Linked DNA regions of Homo sapiens: region 2 is linked to region 1. A link is an interaction called in ENCODE POLR2A ChIA-PET data of the cell type or tissue named here. Cell type or tissue: PC-9. All regions are shown on one strand.

Evidence for each region. Peaks named below come from ENCODE experiments on the same cell type or tissue, not always from the same donor. Only the 100,000 strongest peaks of a DNase experiment are listed, where the experiment ranks them.
Region 2: POLR2A ChIA-PET joins it to region 1 with 7 read pairs; 2 of 35 experiments call an interaction of 5 or more read pairs at or near these places.

Annotation. Positions count from the first base shown.
Region 1 is chr7:131,161,552-131,169,551 of GRCh38, reverse strand. It overlaps a transcript of MKLN1 not described here. Among named protein-coding and RNA genes, the nearest start is that of LINC-PINT, 56 kb to the right of the region's middle. RefSeq lists an enhancer at 4,504-5,703. In PC-9, no CTCF peak of the experiment used is centred here; DNase peaks (open chromatin) are centred at 3,322 and 4,791; H3K4me3 peaks cover 1,753 bases; H3K27ac peaks cover 4,500 bases.
Region 2 is chr7:131,346,571-131,354,570 of GRCh38, reverse strand. The region is part of intron 1 of MKLN1 (muskelin 1); the gene reads right to left. Among named protein-coding and RNA genes, the nearest start is that of MKLN1, 23 kb to the right of the region's middle. In PC-9, no CTCF peak of the experiment used is centred here; a DNase peak (open chromatin) is centred at 7,150; H3K27ac peaks cover 1,356 bases.

The sequences.
Region 1 (8,000 bases):
CCTTCAAAAGAGGCCATTAATCAAAGCAGATAAAATTAGTTTTAGTTACTAAATAAATACTTAGAATACTGCAGATAATCAAAGTAGTTAAAATTAACAGTCAAACTGTTAATTTTGTGGTCTCAAATAGTTATCGAGACACTGTAGACATTGCAGAAAAAATCTGAAGCAATGAGCTGGTTAACTCAGATACAACGATATTTGGGGCATCAATTGATTACGAGTTTCAGATTGAATTATTCTGTTATTCAATTGTTCACTTAGGCAATGCCTATATAATAAGTTAACTTAGGCTATCTTAATAATTGATGTGTGTTTGTTAGTGTATTGGCTAAGGACATAGGACTTTAGATGAGAAAATGAGGGTTTCAGCCAGACACGGTGGCTGGCCGGGCGAGGTGGCTCACACCTGTAATCCCAGCACTTTGGGAGGCCAAGGAGGGCAGATCACTGAGGTCATGAGTTGGAGACCAGCCTGGCCAATAGGGTGAAACCCGTCTTACTAAAAATACAAATATTAGCCAGGCGTGGTGGTGGGTGCCTGTAATCCCAGCTACTGGGGAGGTTAAGGCACACGAATTGCTTGAACCCAGGAGGTGGAGGTTGCGGTGAGCCAAGATTGCACCACTGCCCTCCAGCCTAGGTGGAAGAGCTAGATGCTATCTCAAAAAAAAAAAAAAAAGAAAACAACGATTTAAATTTCAATTTGGTAACTTCCTACATAAGTGAACTTGGACAAATTATTTAACCTTTCTAAGCCTCAGTTTTCTTATCACTAAAACGTAATACTTATTTTGCTGGCTTGCAAGGGTAAAATGAGGTAATATACATAAAGAAAATATACATAAAGAAAATATACATAAAGGCTTAACTGGCACTTAGTAGGTAGACATTGAATTAATTCTTTTCCTTTTTAAGTCACTTCAGTTTCTCAGCCATGATATTATAATAAATAAGTAAATACATAATATGTCAGGTGGTGGTAAGCGCTACAGAGAACAGCAAAGTGGGAATCCTTAATGTCTACCAGTGGGGACAGGGGTAGCTAGGATGAGAAAAATAGAGGGGGACATTAATATGGTGGCTTAGCCTCAATCCATGCATAAAGATTGTCAAGGTGCATGGGGGCAAGTTGTGTGGCTTTTTTTTAAAGCCTTTATTGTTTCATAATTGTGTCCTTCATAATCAGGCAGACACAGCCTAAAATTATACAGGAAGAGTGGCAAAGAGGAAGGAGTCAGGAGTGAGAAAGCGGAGGAATGAGGCATGGGAGGCTAATGAGCTGTAGGGCCAGCCATTGATGTCAGGATCCTCAGAACTAAAAGTAGAAGCCACAGCCTGGAGACTCACACTTACCACTGATACCCAACAATGCCATCTAGATGGTGGTGAGTTAGTTGTAACAGCAGTTTCTTTTGAGTATTTTAAAAAATGATTATTATAAAAAATTAAATAGCACATTACAGAAAGGATATAACCTAAATACAGAAAACTGAAAAGATTTAGGAAAAATAAGTCACCAATAATTCCATTAGCCTAATTCATTTAATATCAGCATTTGGGTTAATTTCCTCCTAGTCCTTTTTCAGGTGTATATTTAAAGATACGTGAAATCACACTGTATACAGTTGTGGATCCTGTTATTTTAAGTATAACATTGTCTCATAGCATTTTCCTTGTTGCTAACCAGCCTTTCATAACTATCCTTTTAACAAGTGAATAATATATCATTAAGTAAATGAACAGTAATTTACTTAATTTAACTATCTCTGTATATTGTTAGATGTTTAGAATCTTTCCAATTTCTTGATATCATAAATATCACATTAGTATACATTTTTCTGTGTGTTTTCTTTTCCACATTATTTTTTTTTTTTTTTGAGACAGAGTCTTGCTCTGTTGCCCAGGCTGGAGTGCAGTGGTCCCATAACAGCTCACTGCAGCCTCAACCTCCCAGGCTCAGGTGATCCTCTCACCTCAGCCTCCTGAGTAGCTGCGACCACAGATATGTGCCATCATACCTGGTTAATTTTTTATATTTTATAGAGACAGAGTCTCACCATGTTGCCCTAGGCTGGTCTTGAACTCCTAGGCTCAGGCAATCCTCCTGCCTCAGCCTCCCAAAGTGCTGGGATTACAGGCATAAGCCACCATACCTGGCCTTCTTTTCCACATTTTAGATTATCTTCTTAGAATTGACTTTCAGAATTTTCAAAACATAAAACGTTGCAGGAGATGGACATTTTATGACTCTTTATACTTACTGCCAAATTGCTTTTCAAAGGGATTATAACAATGCCCAGTCCCAAGAATGGTGTAATGGTGTACTCATGAGGTAGCAAACCTCATCATACCCTTGAAAACAGTGGATCATTTCATTAATTTTTTTTTTTTACAGCTTCAGTTTCCAGGTTGTGATATAAGCAAGTAAACAAATAGTATGTCAGATGCTGATCAGTACAATGGGGAAGAGGAAACTGGAGAGAGGGGATGTGGCGGGGGAAGTGTTGCTGTTCTGTACAGGATGATCAGGAAAGGCCTTTCTAAAAAGATGATACTTAGGCCGGACGCAGTGGCTCACACCTGTAATCCCAGCATTTTGGGAGGCCATGGCAGGCAGATCACCTGAGGTCAAGAGTTTGAGATCAGCCTGGCCAACATGGTAAAATCCCATCCTGTCTCTACTAAAAATACAAAAAGTAGCCCAGCATGGTGGTGGGCACCTGTAATCCCAGCTATTGGGGAGGCTGAGGCAGGAGAGTCACTTGAACCCAGGAGACGGAGGTTGCAGTGAGCCGAGATCGTGCCACTGCACTCCAGCCTGGGCAACAAGAGCGAAACTCTGTCTCAAAAACAAAACAAAACATATTTGAATAAGAGCCAAAAGAAGTGAGGGATTAAGGTGTAAGAACTGCCCGAGGAAAGAGGGTTTCAGGCAGAGAAAACACTAAGAAAGGCCCTAAGACAGACCCATGTCGGGCAATGTTTGGGGAACAGCAAGAAGGCCAGGGTGGCAGTGCCCAGCGAGAAGCGGGTAAGGAAGGAGATGAGCTCAGAGGCAATGTGGGCAGCCAGGCCATTGAAGGCTTTATCAGCCATTGTAAGGATGTTTCTTTTACTCTGAGTAAGATGAGAAGGCATTGAAGGGTTTTGAGCAGAGGGGATTTGGGAATTGGCCTGTGTTTTATATGATTACGTTAGCCAGTGTGTTCGGAATGGGCTAAATGTGCTCGAAATCAAACTCAGCATCTTTCCCGGCAAACCTCCTACAGTCTCAGCATCTCCATCCTCTGACTCACCAATGCTCAAAACCATAGTAATCTTTTACATCCCAAAACCAATTGTCGCCAAGCTCTGTCAATACTCCCTCTGGAATGTCTCTTGCATTTGCCTTCTCTGTCCATTCCTACCGCCAAAAGCCTACCATAATCATTTTCTTTTTTTTTTGAAACAGAGTCTCCCAGGCTGGAGTGCATGGGCATGATCACAGCTCATTGCAGCCTCGACCTCCCAGGTTCAAGCAGTCCTCCCATCTCAGCCTCCTGCACAGCCGGAACCACAGGTGCACACTGCCACTCTCAGCTAACATTTGTATTTTTTGTAGAGATGGGGTTTCGCCATGTTGCCCCGGCTAGTCTCGAATTCCTGGGCTCAAGCGATCTGACTGCCTTGGCCTCCCAAAGTGCTGGGATTACAGGCATGAGCTACCGTGCCTAGCCCCATAACCGTTTTCTAACTCATCTCCCGGCCTTCTACCTTTCTGCTCACCCTCGTACCACCCGGTGCCGCTAGAACAATCTTCCTAGCAAAGCTGATCACTCGTGTTATCTTATTTGTCTCCCTGCTCTTCACCACTCAAAAGGTCTAAATTCTTCAGACTGGAATTCAAGCCCTACCACAATTTGATCTTAATCTAGTGCTCAAAACTTATCTCCCATTGTTTTATTCAGAATTAACTGTGCCTTCCTAACAAGTTCCTTGAACCAGCTCTGTACTTTATTACTGTACATTTTTGCTTACATCGTCTCCACTTCCCTACACCTTCTGTGTAAAACACTCTTCCCTTGGGCCGGGCGTGGTGGCTCACGCCTGTAATCCTAGCACTTTGGAAGGCCGAGGCGGGCAGATCACAAGGTCAGGAGTTCGAGACCAGCCTGGCCAACATGGTGAAATTCTGTTTCTATTAAAAATACAAAAAATTAGCCAGGCATGGTATCGCGTGCCTGTAATCCCAGCTACTCAGGAGGCTGAGGCAGGAAAATCGCTTGAACCTGGGAGGCAGAGGTTGCAGTGAGCAGAGATCGCGCCATTACACTCCAGCCTGGGCAACAAGAGTGAAACTCTGTCTCAAAAAAGCAAAAGAAAACAACAACAACGAAAACACCCTTCCCTCAAAGCCCCACCCAGAAATCCTACCCACACTTCCGGGATCCCAAATATCACTTTCTTCATGAAGCCATCCCCACTCTCCCTGGCTGGAATGATGTTTTTTTTCTTCTGTGCCCCATAAGTTCTATTCCACTACTCACACATTCTGTACCACATTATACTATCATTTTGTGAATATACTTTCCTTCCTGCCAGGTGATAAGCTCCTTGAGGATCCGTGTCTTGTTCATCGTTGTTGCTCCTACAGCACTTATTTCAATGCCTTGAACATAGTAGGTTTCCAAGAAAGGTTTGTGGACTTGAATTCTCCAGGGCCTTGTTGCCAATTTGTTCTTGCAACAGAACTAGAATTCAGGTCATCTGATTCCCAGCTCCCTATCCCTTTCCCAATACCATTCTCTCTCTGTCTTCCTTCTATGATTCATTGTCATCTCATCTGAATGACATTTGAAACCGCTAAGGAATTTTATGGAAGAGTGACTAAACAAAAAACAAATGCTGGAATGTATTTTCCATGTAGCTATTTAAGCCAAAGTGAACCTAATGAAGGGGCACTAAAAATCTGATCCTGAATAAAAAATAAAATAGAAACAAACAACAAAAAAAATGGCACATATATGTCTAGAAACGTTTTAGCTTCTTAGGGCTTGATTTTTGGCTTGCATTAATCTTATAGGAGTCCAGTTGCCATGTTTCTTGGTAAGCTATAAAGTTGTAGTCTGGGGGAAGAAATAAAAAACAAATAAGTGGCCGGGTGTGGCAGCACACACCTGTAATCCTAGTACTTTGGGAGGCCAAGGCAGGCAGATTGCTTGAGATCAAGGTTTTGAGACCAGCCTGGCTAACATAGTGAGACCACATCTCTACCAAAAAAGATACAAAAATTAGCTAGGCATGGTGGTGTGTGCCTGTAGTCCCAGCTACTCAGGAAGCTGAGTTGGGAGGGTTGCTTGAGCCCAAGGAGCAGAGGTTGCAGTGAGCTTAGATCTTGCCACTGCACTCCAGCCTCAGTGACAGAGTGAGACCCTGTCTCAAGAAAAAACAAAAACAAAAACAAAGCAAGTAAGTCTATTTTTCTGTTTAAAAGCTCTTAGCAACATTTTTAGCCCCTAATAATATGAGAGGGTTTAAACATTTGGGAACGAGGCCCTGTGGCAAAGCTTAATTTGCAATTATTCCAATCCTCCCCCTGCCTTCCCAACTTGGAAAAATAGCCCAAGGAGCTACTGTTCTAAACTGGGCATCCTCTTCGGTATTTGAAGTTTAAAAAGTAAATTATACCCGTGATACATGTTATATACAAGTATAATATATGTAAAATGCAAATAAAATTGTCATAGCATTTAACAACTAGTAATCGTTAGCATTAATGATATACACACGAGAGTTACTTGTGAGCGAAGAACACTGATGCCCTTAGGAAAAAGAAGATTTTACCAAGTTAAAATATATATTTTAGAGAATGGTTTAATATTTTAGAGAATGGCTTAATATTTCAGAGAATGGTTTCTCTCCTTGACAGTTTTGTCTCTCCTCTCCACTGAAACTTAGAAGAGGGCAGGATTGCTGTGAAGAATGTCCTATTGAGGTTTTCACAAATTCGAATGAAATGGGATGAAATTAAAACCCTCCACTTTACAGGGAAAAGGGATGAAAATGAAGCACTCATTCATCTCAGTCTACTCCATCTCAATCTGAATGTTACAGCAGAGGCTGACCTGTGAATCTAATGTCAATTGTGATAGAATCGTAGAAATGAAAGCAAGCTCTGAAATAGTTCCTTCTACCTTCGATCCTCAGTGGGTGAGCCCCGAACCATTACAAACAGGAGTTAGTATTTAAGAAACTTTCTCATAGGCAATTTCCTCCAACTGCACCCTAAATTCTACTTTACAGAACTTCATAGACCATTTTTCCTGTGCTCTACAATGAAGATATGAAAACAGCCTTTTGCCACAGCTAATGATCCTAACCATTTTTCTATCACTTGGGTTACATTTCTGGACTATGGGGAGACAGCCTAGAGCAATGGGTAAGAATTCAGAATTGGAGACAGAGTTGCGCTTAAGCCACAGCTGTATGATCATAGGTAATTGACTTAAGCGCTCTAAGCTTCAATTTCCTCACCCATAATAGAAGGATGATAATACCATCCAGCTGATAAGATAACTGTGAGGACTTGTCTAGAACCAGTGCTGTCCAATAGAAACATAATGGAAGCCACAATGTGAGCCACATGTGTGATTTAACATTTTCTAGTAGCCCATTAAGAAAAGTAAAAAGAAATAGGCAAAATTAATTTTAGTGCTATATTTTACTTAACTCATGTCCAAAATATCATTTCAACATGTAAAAAATGTTCATGAGTATTTTACATTCTGTTTTTTGCACTAAGTTTTCGAAGTCCAATGTGTATTTCACACGTACAGGTTGAGCATCTCTTATTCGAAATGCTTGGGACCACAAGTATTTCGGATTTCAGATTTTGGAATATCTGCATATACATAAATGAGATATCTCGGGAATAAGACCCAAGTCTAAATTCAAAAATCATGTGTGTTTCATATACATATTATACACATGGCCTGAAGGTAATTTTATATAATACTGTTAATAATTTTGTGCATGAAACAAAGTTTTTATCAATCGAATGATCAGAAACCAAAGGTGTCACTATCTCAACCACCCATGGGACAATCTGTGCTTGTTTGGCAACATCATTCCTGACGCTCATTTATGTGCTACTGATAAGCAATCATTTTCTCACGTTTATTTAGACATAAGTACTTAACAGTAAAAAATATAACACACCATGAGCGTGTTGGTTCATTCCTATAATTCCAGCATTTTGAGAGGTCCAGGTGGCTGAATCACTTGAGGCCAGGAGTTCGAGACCAGCCTGGCCAACATGATGAAACCCCGTCTCTACTAAAAATACAAAAATTAGCCGGGCTTGGTGGTGCACGCCTGTAATTCCAGCTACTCCAGAGGCTGAGGCAGGAGAACTGCTTGAACCCAGGAGGATCGCTTGAACTCAGGAGGCGGAGGTTGCAGTGAGCCTAGATCGTGCCACTGCACTCCGGCCTAGGTAACAGAGTGATATACATATATATATGTGTGTGTGTGTATATATATATATATATTTGTATATCACTCTGTTACATATATATATATATATATATATATATATATATATATACACACACACACACGTATATATATGTGTATATATGTATATATAACATACTATTAAAATAGTGAAAAAAACAATGTGTTCAGAGTTACTAATCAGCACAGCAGCATCCCTTAGAATACCTGTGTCACGGCCAGGCATTGTGGCTCACGCCTGTAATCCCAGCACTTTGGGAGGCCGAGGCGGGCGGATCACGAGGTCAGGAGATCGAGACCACGGTGAAACCCCGTCCCTACTAAAAATACAAAAAATTAGCTGGGCGTGGTGGCGGGCGCCTGTAGTCCCAGCTACTCGGGAGGCTGAGGCAGGAGAATGGCCTGAACCCGGAAGGCGGAGCTTGCAGTGAGCCGAGATCGCACCACTGCACTCCAGCCTGGGCGACAGAGCGAGACTCCGTCTCAAAAAAAATAAAAAATAA
Region 2 (8,000 bases), 190 kb before region 1:
TTCAGATGACATAATTTGCCTACGTGAAAAATCCCACAAGATTTACGCCCCCCCCCACAAAAAAAAATCCTAGGACTAATGAGTTCAGCAACGTTGCAGGATATAAGATCAACAATCAAATGCATTTCTATATACTAACACTAAACATGTGAAACCCAAGATTAAAAGCACAAAACAATTTACAGTTGCTTTAAAGGAAATGAAGGAAGAATATTTTTAACAAAACATGTACAGGATGCTCTGTATCCTGAAAACTACAAAATGCTGATAAAAGAAATTGAAGAAGACCTAAATAAATGGAAGACATATTGTGCTCGTGGACTGGAAGACTCGACATAGCAATGATGGCAATTCTCCCAAAATGACCTACAAATTTAATGTAATTCCTATCAAAATCCCAGCAAGATTTCTTTTAGACATAGACAAGTTTACTCTGAAATTTACACATAAAACACAAGACCTAGAATAGCCAAAATAATTATTTAAATGAGAATAAAATGAGAGCGATCACTCTATACAATATTAAAGCTTGCTCCATTATAAAACTGCATAATCAATAAAGTATAATACTAGCAGATGGACAGACACATATCATTAGGACAGAATAAAAGGCCCCCAAAAGACCCACACATATATGCCCAACTGGTTTTTTTTTTTTTTTTTTTTTACAAAGGTACAAAAGCAATTCAACAAAGGAAGAATAGCCTTTTCAACAAACAGTGCTAGAGCAACTGGACAACTATAAGCCAAAAAAAAAAAATTGACCTAAAACTCATACTTCATTAAAAAAATTAATGAATCATGAATGAAAATGTAAAATATAAAACTATGAAACTTTAAAAAAATATAAACATAAGACAAAATCTTCACGGTCTAGGACTAGGCAAGGAGATCTTATACAAAAAGCAAAATGTATAAAAGGAAAAATTGAAAAACTGGACTTCAGCAAAATTAAAAACTTTTATTTTGAGAAAGACTTTTAAGTGGTTGAAAAGGTAAGCTAAAGACTGGGAGAACGTATTTCCGAACTACATACGCAACAAAAGACCTAAAACATACACCTAAACACACACCTAAAACATACACCTAAAACATACAAAGTACTCTTGACATCCATCAGGTAAAAGGCAAACAATCCAATCAGAAAATAGGTAAGACATGAATACATTCCAGTAAGCAGTTATACAGATAGCAAATAAACACGAGATGTGCAACATTACTAGCCATTAGAGGAATAAAAAAAAATCAGATATCACTATATGCCTATCATAATAGCTAAAAGATAAAACAGTGATGACACCAAATGCTCACAAGGATTCAGAGAAACTGGATCCCTCATACATTGTTGATGGGAATGTAAAATGGTAACCCATTTTAGAAAAGGGTATGAAGGTTTCTTACAAAACTAACCACTACAATCCAGCAATTGGACTCTTCGGCATTTTTCCTAGGGAAACAAAAACCTATGTTCAAACAAAAACCTGTACTCCAATGTTTATAGTAGCTTCATTTCTAATAACCCCAAAATGGAAACAATCTAGATGTTCATCAACTGCTGAATGGTTCAACAAATTGTGGCACATCTAAATGAATGGATACACATGTAGATGTTTGTATTTGCAGCGGAAGAACTAGCCCATTGTAAAGGGAATAAAAAGTGTTGAAGGGACAGAGGTGGAAGCTGCATAGTTTAAAATCTGAAACCATGCAAATGTTTTACATGCAGAAACAAAAACAGGAATCACTAAAAGCTGAAAATAAACTAAAACAAATGAACCTGTGTATCAAGTTGGTGACATAACCCACAGAAAATAATAAAAAGAATTATTCCAACTGACCTTAGGACACAGCATTTTTACTATCTTCAGTAGAAAACAGTCTAACGGCAAAAAGAATCTACAAAGAAATGTTAAACTTCACCCAGTAATAACACTGATATTACTTTAAATTTATGTTTTAAACATATTTATGTGCACCACACACACATAGATAGGGCCCAAAGCAATTATATTAATGTTAATACTGGGAAACATTTTCAACTTAAAAAAAAAAGTGTAAAATGAAAGAAGTTACAACCTCACAAATCAAATTTGAACTGGAAATAGCAGTATAAATTCAAGATATTTTTTCTCTTAAAAAAATTTATTTCCTAGCTCTATCACCTAGAAGGATCTAAAAGAAATGACAATCTGGTAACATTAAGTATCTCCATTTTCCAATTATGCACTCTGAACATCATTCTTCGACTAAAGCATGTTATATAAAGTCATTTTCCTATGCCAAAAAGCAAGAAAATAAAGAATGGGGTCATGTCAAAGGAACACAGGAGAGAGCCTGAAGGGACTCCCACTGGCCTAAGATGGAACCATCTGGCATCACAAATAATGACTACTGAAGTCATTTAAAACACAATGAATAAAGAGACTAATGTTCATAAATGCTTTTCGTTTTTAAAAAAGAAAAAATTAATTAGACACCTGGAGGTATATAACAACTCACTATGCTGAAAACTAGTGATTAAAAGGAAAGAATTAAGCATTTGTCTTGCTTTTCCAGTAGAACTGTATTTCAGAGTAACCAAAAAGCTCAAATAGACAAGGGAAAATTTTATCCAGGAAAATTACAGCTAGTAAATGTGAAAGGAATGGTAAGATGAGAGAAATCCAATTTTGATACTTCTACTGAAATAGTTTATTCTAACAATGAGTTATCTTTGGATATTAACACTATTAATGAAAAGTGGATGGCTTTACAAAAAAGTTGTCACCACCACATTTTGTGCCTCCTGAAGTGATAAAATACAAAGTATATGGCACCACCTAGGGAGTGGTCTTTCTAAAAAACTGATGGAGGCCAATGTGGGAGGATTGCTTGAGGCCAGGAGTTTAAGACCAGCCTAGGCAACACAATGAGACCTTGACTCTAAAAAAAAAATTTAAAAATGAGCCAGGCATGGTGGCACACACCTGTAGTTCCAGTTACTTGGGAGGCTGAGGTGGGAGGACCACTTGAGCCCAGGAGGTTCAAGGCTACAGTGAGCCATGATTGTGCCACTGCACTCCAGCCTGGGCAACAGAGCAAGACCCTGTCTCAAAAAAAATCTGATCCAAAATCTAAATAAGGCTTTCTGTTTAACTCCCAGTATATATAAAGCATGACAAATAGAGGAATTAGTCAAATGCCACCATAGAAACAACTGAACATATCTAGAATAGGGGAGCTTCTTCAGGACAAATGACCTGATTTCTTCAACAAATCAATGGATAAAAAGAAAACAGCAAGAGGATGGGAAGACTCTTCTTCTTCTTTTTGTTTTTTTAAAAGAGACAGGGTCTTGCTCTGTTGCCCAGGCTGGAGTGCGGTGGCACAATCATAGCTCACTGCAGCCTCGACCTCCTGGACTCAAGCAATCCTCTTGCCTCAGCCTCCAAAGTAGTTGGGACTACAGGTGCACACCACCACACCTGGCTAATGGAAGAACTCTTGATAAAAAGAATTGTAAAAGGGACATAACAACAAATGCAATAAGCGTTTGGATCCTGATTCGAACACACTATAAAAAGACATTTTTTAGAAAACTGAAAATTAAATATGGACTAGGTATTAATTGTAATTAAAGAATTACTGCTAAATCTGTTAAGTAAAATAATGACATTGTGGCCATAAAAGAAAATGTCTCTGGCAGGGCAGTTCAAAGATGGCCTCAAATGATCCCCACCACTGAGAATTCACACCATTGAGTAATTCCATCTCATTGTAATTTCATCTCATTGAGTGTAGGTTGGCCTAGTGACTTGTTTTTAATGAAGAGAATATGGCAAAGGTGATGGGACATCATTTCAGGGCCTAGGCTACATAAAACTGTGACTTCCACTTCACTAGCAGACTTTCCCTTGTTGGCATTGATGAAGCAAAACACCACATTAGAGATGCCCACGTGGCAATAAACTGAGGACAACCTCTGGGCAACAACTTGCAAGAAACTGAATCCTGCCAACAATCAAATAAGCTTAGAGGCAGATCTTTCCCCACTCAAGCCTTTAGGTGAAACCACAGCCCCAGCCAACATCTTGACTGTAGCCTTAGAGACCTGGAGCAGAAGACCTCTCAAATCTATGTCTAAACACTGGACCCTCATTGAGAAAATAAATTGTGTATTGTTTTAAGCTGCTAAGTTTGTAGCAATTTGTTATGGATTAATAGATAACGAAGGCCAGGTGCAGCGGCTCATGCCTGTAATTCCAGAACTCTGGGAGGCTGAGGTGAAGGAGTGCTTGAGCCCAGGAGTTTGAGACTAGCTTGGGCAACATAGCGAGACCCCAACTCTACCAAAAAAAAAAAAAAGATTTTAAATAAAATGAAATAAAAAATAACTAATAAAATGTCCTCTTCTTCATGTATACTGAAGTATTTAGAAATAAAATAACATAACTTATATTTACTTTAAAATATACCAGAAGAAAGAGAGGTGGGTACAAATACAGGTTGAAAATTACAGAATGTCAATGGCCTAGCAAATAGCAGACCATTGTAGTATCGTTAGTTACCATCACTCAAAGCAAAACTCAAGTCAACTTATCACTACCAAGCAACTGAAAATAAGCATGTAGTAATTATCTCTAAGGATTCAAAACACTTTGGGAACACATACCTACAACATACTCCACAAGAATGAATGGAGCGACCACTAGGAAAAAAGAATGGCAACAAAATAAAACAAACATTCCTATACAGAAGTTTGATAAAATAGGAAATTCTCACTAGACAAAAATGAAACTAAAAAGCTCGCTAACATGATTTGGTGTCTCCCCAAAACAAAAAAATCTATCTGCTGAGACACTCATATAAAAATAGTCCTCAATTGCTGAATATCTCAGAAGGCTTGAATTATCAATCTTTTCAGAAATTAAATGACCCTTCAGAATATATTTCAAAACAAAGAACTATCCCTTTTCTACCTAATGCAAAGATCATTAAATTTGGACATGATCTGGCAATGATTTACTGCTTAGTACACACATTCTTCAAACCTCAGACAATATAACAATATATTCACAGAGGGATTAGAAAGATTTAAGGCCGGGTGCGGCGGCTCATGCCTAAATCCCAGCACTTTGGGAGGCTGAGGCAGGTGGATCACAAGGTCAACAGATAGAGACCATCCTGGTCAACATGGTGAAACCCCGTCTCTACTAAAAATACAAAAAATTAGCTGGGCGTGGTGGCACGCACCTGTAGTCCCAGCTACTCAGGAGGCTGAGGCAAGAGGACTGCTTGAACCTGGGAGGTAGAGGTTGCAGTGAGCCGAGATCGTGCCACTGTACTCCAGCCTGGGCAACAGAGCAAGACTCTGTCTCAAAAAAAAAAAAGATAGATTTAAGAGATCAAACTGCTTCTAAGCACTCTCAAAGGCTTCATTTATATGTAATTAATTTTACTAAAATAATCATTATCATCTAATTATATCAAGTTCTTAAAATATCTTTGTTGGGCAACAATGTAGCTTAATATGAACTATAACATGTGGATGTGGGGGAGGGTGCATGTCTTTAAAAAATTACTCTGTAATATCAACTGTTTGCTATTTTGCATCAAAAAAATACCTTCAGAATCTAAATCCCTCATTTTGTATGAGAAAAAAATAAAAGGCTAGAGAAATTAAATGACCGATCTAAAACTACCAATTAATCGGTGGTAGAACTGGGATTAGAACTCAAGTCCCAGTCCTAGGTCAGTGTTCTCTCTATACCATACTGTCTCAATTCTTTCATGTTTTCCTTTGCATCAGATCCAGCTTTTGCCACAGTATAATACAATAATTTAAACTGTACTAAGGATGACAGGTCAAACCAATATTAACTAATCCAAATCTGCTTACTTAATAAGAACTCTCCTCTCATACCCATAATAGGTATCTTTGACCAATGCCCTAAGTCCCATGGTAAAGCATTTTTCAAACTCTCTTCCTCAGAGATACTCCAGAGGATCTACAAATATTTTTAAATTACATTTGTGGGACCCTGTCTTTAAAAAAAAAAAACCCAACGACTATAGTTAACTCTTAAAACTATTAAAAAATTCAGAAGTATTATACATCAAATATTACCGCAATGGATAATATCCTCTATAAAAACTTGTGTACCTTGTTTTGTGTTAGCTTTGGAATAAAACTTCTCCCAACATCTCTGCATATATATGAATTATTTTCTACATGTGTCCTTGATTAATGGCTGTAGTTGTATGCTGGACTTTCAAAAACTCATTTCCATATATATATCTGTTCGCATAAAATTCACAAATAAATTAACACCTAGAACATATCTGATAAATAGGCAAGGCTGTTTTAATGCTCTCTTCATATATTAATAAGAGATATGTCATATGGCAAATCACAATATAGATAGCTGTAGCACAGAATACAACTTTGGAGTGCTTTTCTGTTTAAAATAATATATGGAACATGAGCAGTTTAGTGATATAACTGAAATCAAGTTTATTACAGGTAATAACTCTCCTCACTCAACTGTCAGACAACTCACACTTATGTATCTTAGAGCTCTCAGCCTTTCCTTTGTTAAATACAGAATGTTCATCAGGTCACAAACCATTAGTTTGTTACTATACTATGATTACCTCACATGCCAGCCAACATTTGTTTCAAAAGCACTACTGTCTTTATAATTCGGTATCCATTTTTGCAATTTAAAAAATGTTATTGCACTGTATGAATGGAAAATAGAAACACAAAAGCTTACTAGTAATATTAATCCACTTGAAACAATAATAGGCATCAGATTAACCAAAAGAAAACTTCAGATACTAGATTTAACCAGTTTAAGTATAAATGAAATGCTGAGAAAACAGATTTTAAAATCACATCAAAAGGTAAAAGTAAACGAGCCAATTATGGATTTATTGACTCTCACCTCTAAATTCACTCTTTTTGTCTCCTCTTTGAAAATGGATTTGGGCCCTTTATTTTTCCTTTACCAGCTGGTGCAATGTTAAGCTGTGTCAGTAAGAGGGGGCAGGAGTCATCGCAGCAAGTAAGGGTTTTTTGTCTTTGGGTTTTTTTTGTTTTTGTTTGGCTTCTTGGTTCAGGTATGCTTGCCGTGCATGCTCTTGCAGCATACACAGCTTCTCTAGCTCTTCATTCCTGCCATACAGGTTTCTCCAGCATCAGGCTCCAGCAGCATATACAGCTTCAATGCCCAGTTCCTGTGCCTGAGCAGCTTCTCTAGCACCAGGTTCCTGCATCTGAATGCAGACTAATTATGGATACTTTTGCACTTACTCTCTTGACAATCAGCAAGGCTGTTCAAACTAATGACTTCAACTGAGCCTTTCTTTAGCTCAGATAAATTTTCCTCTATTTTTTCCTTTCGTTTCTATTTTGTTTCTAATCTCTTTCTAGGCCTATTATTATGTAGAAGGTGCAGGGCTGCTATATATAATTATGCAGGTTGCACCATGCACTAGAAGATCCCACTGAAGAGTGAAAGCTGAAATTCAGCCTGTGTCCCACCCATCAAGTCCTGTATCCCAGTCAAAGAGCATCATCTGCTCATTAAGCCATGTGTCCTGAAGGTGAGAAGGTGGACCTTCTGGATCAAGGCTAGCCTCCATTTCAATTTTTCATTAATATTTTCCTTATCTTTTTGCTTTTGTTTTAGATTCCAAGTCTTTTTTCTATCTATGCATGTAACTACAGAATAAATATATGTGTATATGTAATTATAGAAAAACAATCACTTTTGTGGGATCTTCATCATAGTCTAGTACTTTGGGCCTAGGCCCAAAATAATAGATTATTTTATAACCTAGGAGCATCAGCATTTTTAAAAGATTCACAAGTAATTCGAAAGTGCAAACTGCTGTCAGTTAATGGTGCACAAGCTTTTCTGCTCAAGTACCCTCTAAATTAATTTTGAAAATCTATGCACATCCTCAACATTTTTAAGTTGTAAAATGTTTCATACCTTATAATTGTTGCAAAGGTT